2 separate regions of the Homo sapiens genome follow, and region 2 is linked to region 1. Evidence: read pairs that join two places in POLR2A ChIA-PET (ENCODE). Cell type or tissue: Caco-2. All regions are shown on one strand. Each heading gives the region's core, and the rest is flanking DNA. Links, peaks and the distances in the headings are about the cores only.

The links. ChIA-PET counts read pairs that join two places held together with the same protein. Peaks named below come from ENCODE experiments on the same cell type or tissue, not always from the same donor. Only the 100,000 strongest peaks of a DNase experiment are listed, where the experiment ranks them.
Region 2: POLR2A ChIA-PET joins it to region 1 with 9 read pairs; 9 of 35 experiments call an interaction of 5 or more read pairs at or near these places.

Annotation. Positions count from the first base shown.
Region 1 is chr2:42,257,837-42,262,234 of GRCh38, forward strand. It overlaps EML4 (EMAP like 4), which reads left to right. Exons shown (of 23, transcript NM_019063.5): 4 at 3,285-3,458. Among named protein-coding and RNA genes, the nearest start is that of EML4-AS1, 90 kb to the left of the region's middle. In Caco-2, for the core only: no CTCF peak of the experiment used is centred there; a DNase peak (open chromatin) is centred at 2,355.
Region 2 is chr2:42,200,919-42,205,316 of GRCh38, forward strand. The region is part of intron 1 of EML4 (EMAP like 4); the gene reads left to right. Among named protein-coding and RNA genes, the nearest start is that of EML4-AS1, 33 kb to the left of the region's middle. In Caco-2, for the core only: no CTCF peak of the experiment used is centred there; no DNase peak of the experiment used is centred there.

The DNA.
Region 1 (4,398 bases), core at 195-4,194:
AAAAAAAAAAAAAAAAAATTCCTTCTGGAACTCAATCTTTGTCGTCGTCATTACAGAATCTAGACTTTCCCCTACAAAGGATGCTAAACTTTATTACCTGTACTCCACTTTGAGTAGAAAAAGGGAAACTAAGAAAATGTTAGAAAATTTTAGTACAATTTTAAATAAATTTCCGTGTTGTATCCAGTAGTGGTTCAGATTCAGCCCATTTTCTTACATAGCTATTGCACTGTTGCTTGTTGCTGTGTAGTGATCAGTATTATGCACATTAGTGATTCAACAATCCAAGGCCAGCTGAGTTTGTTAGTTTATGATCCAGGGTCCCTGTATTTTGCTTTTAAATAACCCAGAAGGAAAATGGCTCTTTTAGGTTGTACTGGGCCCACATAAAACTAGTGACCTCTGTAATCTTGTTGAAGAATCGCAAGGAAGAAGTAACTTCTGTTTTTTGTTTTTGTTTTTGAGAGAGTTGGACATATTGGAACTCAGTTTTTTAATTTCAGAGTTAATCTGATATTCTTGAAGTATAATTGTATTTCTTTTTTTATTTATTTTTTAAGATATATATATATATATTTTTTGAGATGTTGTTCTGCTCTTGTTGCCCAGGCTGGAGTGCAATGGCGCAATCTCGGCTCACCGCAACCTGCACCTCCCGTGTTCAAGAGATTCTCCTGCTGCAGCACCCGGAGTAGCTGGGATTACAGGCATGCGCCACCACACCCAGCTAATTTTGTATTTTTAGTAGAAACAGGGTTTCTCCATGTTGGTGAGGCTGGTCTCAAACTCCCAACCTCAGGTCATCCGCCCGCCTTAACCTCCCAAAGTGGTGGGATTACAGGTGTGAGCCACTGTGACTGGCCAAAATTGTATTTCTTAGCACCTGCTTTTAAAAAAATTGAACACAAAGTAGATAGTCAAGGGCCAGTCTGAAGTCAGAAGTTATCAGAAGTGCATCAGGTTAAGAAATGTCACTTGACATTAAAATATCTATAACATTTTAAACTATTATAATGTGATAAATTGTATATACTATGTACATTTATTTAAAATGTTCTTGAACAAGCTTACTTGTTGATTATAATCGAATTACAAAATGTCCTTTGATTAAGAAAGACATGTAAATGGGACCGGATGCAGTGGCTCACGCCTGTAATCCCAGCACTTTGGGAGGCTGAGGCAGGCGAATCAGCTGAGGTCAGGAGTTTGAGACCAGTCTGGCCAACATGGTGTAACCCCATCTCTGCTAAAAATGTAAAAATTAGCTGGGTGTGGTGGCGGGCGCCTGTAATCTCAGCTGCTGGGGAAGCTGAGGTGGGAGAATTGCTTGAACCTTGGAGATGGAGGTTGCAGTGAGCCAAGATCATACCACTGCACTCCAGCCTAGATGACAGAGCAAGACTTCATCTGAAAAAAAAAACAGGGGGAGGGGGGCGGCAGAGAAAAGAAATAGGCATTTAGTAGTTTCCTACCTTTTCATCACTGGAATTCAAGTCTTGATTCCATCAGCTTTATAATATTGTCAAGAGTGTTTTCAGTATAAGTATGCTTATCCAGTCTGGTTAGGAATAGCAGGTGGTTTATTAACCAAGAGTCAAAGTACATAATCAAAAGAATTTATACTTAAATATCTGAAATATTTTAACATAAGATACATTCACCTGTATTCATTCATCACTTTTTAAATGAAAGACCAAACCTACCCTCTAAGTATATATCTCTGATCAAATTCCTTGTTGACTGTCTTTCATAAAATATATCCATAAATAACTTTCTAAAATTTTTAGTTTCATTTCTCAGAAATGAAAGGAGTAAGAAATTTAAAACTCTGGCAGAAGAGTATGTTAGAACGCATCTCTCTTTCTATGATTTTGTTTCTTTCTTTCTTTTTTTTTTTTTTTTTTTTTTTTTGAGACGGCGTCTCGCTCTGTCACCCAGGCTGGAGTGCAGTGGCGCAATCTCGGCTCACTGCAAGCTCCGCCTCCTGGGTTCACACCATTCTCCTGCCTCAACCTCCCAAGTAGCTGGGGCTACAGGCGCCCACCACCACACCCAGCTAATTTTTTGTATTTGTTAGTAGAGACGGGATTTCACCATGTTAGGCAGGATGGTCTTGATCTCCTAACCTCGTGATCCACCCACCTCGGCCTCCCAGAGTGCTGGGATTACAGGCGTGAGCCACTGTGCCTGGCCAATTTTTTTTTTTTTTAAAGAGACAGAGTCTCACTTTGTTGCCCAGGCTGGTCTTGAACTCCTGGGCTCAAGTAATCCTCCTGCCTTGGCCTCGCAAAGTACTGGGATTACAGGTGTGAGCCACCACACCCGGGCTCTGTGATTTGTTTGTTTTTTGAGATGGAGTCTCGCACTGTCATCCAGGCTGGAGTGCAATGGTGCAATCTCCGCTCACTGCAAACTCCGCCTCCCTGGCTCAAGTGATTCTCCTGCCTCAGCCTCCCGAGTAGCTGGGATTACAGGCACATGCCACTGCGCCAAGCTAATTTTTGTATTTTTAGTAGAAACGGGGTTTCACCATGTTGCCTGGGCTGGTCTTGAATTCCTGACCTCAGGTGATACTTGCCTCGCCCTCCCAAAGTGCTTGGATTACAGGCGTGAGCCAGTGCGCCCAGCCGCCTCTGTGATTTTTTAAATTGTGTCACTCACACTAAATTTAACAGCAATTTTTTTGATAACTCATTTTTTTTGTAGTCTTTCTAGAACATTAAACTTAGTTTTCATAGAAATTGCAATTCTCTTTGTATTTAATTAACTTACATAATTAAAATAACAACTGGCATAAACAGACTTGGGGAAAACTTAAACTCTTGGTAAGTTTAAAACTCAATTGAGTGGAGTAGAAGTATACAGAAAAAAAACAGGAATTGGAGAATAACCTATTAAACATGAATATTTAGTGTTCTTTTGGCATCAGTCGGTATGCTTTACACAGATAGTCCTCTGATTTGGGTAACTTGAGGTCAGTTAAGAGACCTTCATTTGTCCCCCAAAATCTGCCAAGATGGCAAAGTTTATTAGAGACCATTTCTGTCTAAAGGGGCAATCTTCATGGGGTGTATCGCCTTAGAATTTTTATAAATTCTTTACTGAAGATGTTAATAGCTTCTGGAATTTTCAAAGAAATATTGTCCTTATTGAATGAAAACAGTGCAAATTGTATTAGCTGTATGACTTAGGGTTTTGAATTATATAATAATCACTTTTCTATCGTTTGATTTTTTTTCATTTGTTTAAATGTGTATTGTTCCATGTTATACTTTATTTTACAGTGGTACAGAAAAAAAGAAAGAAAAACCACAAGGACAGAGAGAAAAAAAAGAGGAATCTCATTCTAATGATCAAAGTCCACAAATTCGAGCATCACCTTCTCCCCAGCCCTCTTCACAACCTCTCCAAATACACAGACAAACTCCAGAAAGCAAGAATGCTACTCCCACCAAAAGGTTTTAACTGTCCCCAAGTACAGAGCTAGGGAATGGTTGTAATGATACCTAAATTCTGTGACTTGGGAAAAAGTTAGCTATCCAAGGATTCTGAGAGAAAAAGCTGGTGGCTTTATTTTTCCCTTCTTCATTGCTTATAATTTATGCTTTATAGCCCATTGGGGAATAAAGAATTAAGGTCACAATTTCTCAGTTAAAACTGGAAAAAAAAAAAAAAAAAACTAAGTTATAAACAATCTGATGAAAAGAAGGCAGGAATAACCTAGTCGAAAACCAAACAATATTTTCTTAACCACATTTTTGAATACTTTTAAAATATGTATGTAACTATGCATAAATTTATAGCCATGGATAGAAAATGGCCATATGTAATTGTCCTCACTGTATTTTGGCATCATTACAACCTTCAACCTGCAAGGGCCCATCTCAAGTGGCTCTTCACTGTGGCTGCATCTCAGTTTCAGTTTTGGGTCTTGGGAGGATAAGTTCTTGCTTGAGTAGAGAAATGAATCCATTTCACCTGGTCTTTTCTATGCTAAAGGCTTGCTTGAGGGCTTCTGTGTCCGTAATAATTAATATTTTAAAGTTATGAGAAGGGGAAAAGGGAGAAATATTCTAACAATGTGTGTGAGCCTAAATTGAGAATCTAAACCTGCATGCTGGGAGTACAGTGCTACAGCTGCCTCCTAATCAAATATTGAGACCAATCTAATTAAATTTGCCTGTTTAGAAATGCTTATTCAAGCCTTGTGATTAGGAATAGTCATATTTTATCATCGTACTTCTGCTTGGAAATCTTAGGAAACTATTAAACCATTTCCAGAACTGGCTAGAATTTTAATAAAATAAATGACAACCATTCCTAAAAGATTTAAATTTTTATTTGATCAATTTAATATTTTGCCTCAAATCGCTAATGGAAATTGGGAAAACCAAAATA
Region 2 (4,398 bases), core at 69-4,068, 57 kb before region 1:
CCACTTCCCCTGTTCTCCATGGGCTGCCTGCTGTATTCTCCTAAGGATGACCCTAAGAAATTAAGTGAATTGCATCCTCTAATTGTTGTCTATAGCAGTAATATGACAGAAGTATAGTACTTTTAAGTTCTTTTAAGTGAAGGATACCTGTATTCTAATTTCCATCAATCAAGTCGAATTTCTGAAGATTTTGTCAACTGTGCTAATTTTCAAAATGTTTTTGTTGGCTACATGCTAGCTGGAAATTAACTCTGAAAGCATTACCATCAAAATCTAGCTATTAAGTAAATATATAAAACTAATTTATCAGGCATCACTCTGTATCAGAATCTGTTTGATGTACTTTATGTGTATTGGCTCATTTAATCCTCATAGTAAGCTGTGAAGGAGTTAGCATTATTATCCCCATTTTACAGAGGTGGAAACTAAGGGATGAGTTAATTAACTTGCCCAAGAGCGCACAGCTAGGCTTAATGTATGCAGATTTTTAGCTTGATTTAGGAAGTTGAACATAAGTCTAATAGAACTTTAAAAAGTTAAAAGTATAACGCTTTCTGTGATGAAGCAGTCCCACTTCTGAGTATATATCCAAAGGAATTGAAACCATTATATTGAAGAGATGCCTGCACTCTCATGTTCATTGGAGCATTTTTCACAATAGCAAGGATATGGAAACCATGGAAGTGCCCATCAGTAGATGAACAGATAAGAAAAACGTACTCAGCCTTGGAAAGGGGGAAAGCCTGTCATTTGCACAACATGGATGAACCTAGAAGACATTCTGCTAAGTGGAATAAGCCAGGCACACAGAGACACATACCCAGATAACACATGATTTCACTTATATGTGGAAACTGAAAAAAAGTCAAACTCAGAAAATAGGCCGGGCATGGTGGCTCAGGCCTGTAATCCCAGCACTTTAGGAGGCTGAGGTAGGCAGATCACTTGAGGCCAGGAGTTCAAGACCAGCCTGGCCAACATGGTGAAACCCCATCTCTACTAAAAATACAAAAAATTAGCCGGGTGTGGTGCTGCGCACCTGTAATCCCAGCTCCTCAGGAGGCTGAGGCAGGAGACTCGCTTGAACTCGGGGGGCAGAGGTTGCAGTGAGCTGAGATTGCACCACTGCACTCCAGCCTGGGTGACAGAGTGAGACTCTGTCTCAAAAAAAAAAAAAAGAAGTAGAAAGTAGAATGACAGTTGCCGGGGGCTTGGAGGGGTGTAGACAGGGAAAGGAGAGGCGTTGGTCAAATAGTACAAAGTTTCATTTGGACAAGAGAAATAGATCCTGGTGATCTATTGCACAGTATGATGTCTGTAGTTAGTAATAAGGTATTGTAGGCCAGGTGCAGTGGCTCACACCTATAATCTCAGTGCTTTGGGAGGCCAAGGTAGAAGGATTGCTTGTGGCCAGTAGTTCGAGACTAGCCTGGTGTATTAGTCAGTGTTCTCTAGATAGAAGGATTGCTTGTGGCCAGTAGTTCGAGACTAGCCTGGTGTATTAGTCAGTGTTCTCTAGAGGGACAGAAGTAACAGGATACATGTATATATAAAAGGGAGTTTATTAAGGAATATTGACTCACATGATCACAAAGTGAGGTTTCACAATAGGCCATCTCCACACTGAGGAGCAAGGAAGCCAGTCTGAGTCCCAAAGCTGAAGAACTTGGAGTCTGATGTTTGAGGGCAGGAACCATCCAGCACAGGAGAAAGATGGAGGCCAGAAGACTACATCAGTCTAGTCTTTCCATGTTCTTTTGTCTGCTTTTATTCTGGCTGTGCTGGCAGCTGATTAGATTGTGCCCACCCCGATTGAGGGTAGGTCTGCCTTTCCCAATCCATTGACTCAAATGTTAATCTCCTTTGGCAACACCCTTCAATCCAATCAAGTTGACACTCAGCATTAACCATCACACCTGGGCAACGTAGCAAGACCCCATCTCTACAAAAAATAAAAAAATTAGCCTGGTGGGGTGGTGTATGCCTGTAGTCCTAGTTGCTTAGGAGGCTAAGACCTGAGGATTCCTTGAGCCCAGAAGTTTGAGGCTGCATTGAGCCATGATTGTACCAGTGTACTCCAGCCTGGGTGACAAGAGTGGGACCCTAACTCTAATAATAATAAGAAGAAGAATATATTACATATTTCAAAATAGAATAGAATAGTGGATTTTAAATGTTCTCACCATAAAGAAGTAAGTATTTGAGGTTTGGTGGATATGTTAGTTGGCCTGATTTGGCCACTCTATAACGTATGCATATATTGAAACATCACATTGTGTCCCATAAGTACATATAATTATTATTTACCAGTTAAAAGAAAACTTAACCTAACATTTTCCATGAGTATATGAAGGTAAGTTTGGTTTTTTCCCCTCATGGTCCAGTAGACGTAGTTTATCTTTCCATCTGTGGTAGCCCTTTTTTGTTTATCAGAGGATCTGAAATAAAAACGTTTTGAATCCATGTTGAATACTCTATGATAGAGTTTTTCTGAACTTGAATAAATTTGGTTTGTCATTTTTAAGCAAAGTATATTGACATAGCTGTAATTAAACTTATTAATATAACAAAGTTCACATGAACTTTATATAGATTTTATTTGTAGTACAGTGGACGGCATCATTACCTATGGAAGCAGTTATACAAGATGGCTAGTCTGGAATCACAGATTAATACTAACAGCCGTTTATATACTTATTTTTTCAGACTTTATAGCCACCCCTTTTTTTTTTTTGTAGAAGTTCCCTCCCCCCACATATTTTGGTGTGAATTGCAGTTGCCTGAACATAAAGAGGGGAAAAAAAAAACAGAGAGGATTAATTGATAATATACTTCTATGCCACATGTATAGGCACAAAAAGGCCTGGACCTCAACAGTTTGATAGGGAAAGAGTCCCCTGTAACTATAGTAACTATAGTGGTAATAATAATGAAAATATAGTGCTTACTATAAGGTATAGTGCTAAGCACTCTGTATTTACTCCTTTATACGATACTGTTACCTTTCTTTTTCCCCCAAAGAGATGGAGTCTCGCCCTTTTGCCCAGGCTAGGGTGCAGTGACACAATCATAGTGCACTGCACCTTGAACTCCTGGGTTCAAGGGATCCTCCCACCTCAGCCCTCCGAATAGCTAGGACTACAGCCATATGCCACTACCCCGGGCTAATTTTTAAATTTTTTAATAGAGATGGGTCTCACTTTGTTGCCCAGGCTGGTCTCAAACTCCTGGGCTCAAGTGATCCTCCTGCCTTGGCCTCCCAAAGTGCTGTAATTACAGGTATAAGCCACCATACCTGGCCTATCTTTCTTTAAAAAAAATTAGAAGTTTTAGTTTTAGAACCATTAGATGACTTTCGACAAGCTATATAAGCAGTTAGTGGCAAAGACAGGTTTTGAACCCAGGTTGGTCTGATTTCAGTACCTACAGCTTAATCTCTTGTCTGCTGTGGTTTATGGCAGGGGCTGGCAAACTTTTTCTGGAAAGGGCCAGATAATAAATATTTTAGGCTTTGTGGGCCACACATCTCCAGTGGGACTATTCCTCTCTGCTGTTTTTGTAAAATAGCCATTGACAGTACCCAAAAGAATGTGCCGGGGCTATGTTCTAACAAAATTTTATTTATCAACACTGAATTTCATGTAATGTTTATGTGTCTCGAATAGCTGTTGTTCCTTGAATTTGTTTTTCAGCTATTTAAAAATGTAAAAAATCATTCTTAGTTCTCTTACCATACAACTAAGGGATGGTGATGGGATCAGATTTGGCTTGTGGGCGGTAGTGTGCCAACAACTACTGAATGGCTTGCTGTATTTGTTTTTTCTCCCTACTAGGATAAACAGAAATGGATGATTCTTCTAACAGTTTTTCAGAATAATGAGAAACTGTTACAGCTAGAGTTAGACCTAGTTAACTAGTTAACCTAGTTAGGTAGGTAGAGTTACAAGCTAGTAATGAATCTGTGTAAATGTTCTTTGCCTCAGATATTCATGAATGCTAAGATTATGGGGTCCCTTTAATATTACAGTTCTTCCTATTACTATACCATATGGTTTTAGAAATCATAAATATTCATCTCTTAATCATTTGCAATACATTGCCATTTTGTTCTATAATCATCCAAAGAACTTTGATTCGAGGTCTTTTTGTATATTAGGTGTTGAGGTAATTTGATTCTTTTATTAAGAGAAAAATTTATTGGAAATAAAATGAAGGGTTCTCAACAAAGATGATTCATGCAGTCTTTACAAAGTTTGCCTCTTAGATTACAATTTGACATTTATAAACTTGACCTTGTAGAATTTTAGTATAAGTTGGCTTATGTGCAACAAAAAACACTTCCAGATGTGATCACTGATACAATTCTGAATTAAAATGCTTAATGAAAACTTCTAGTGT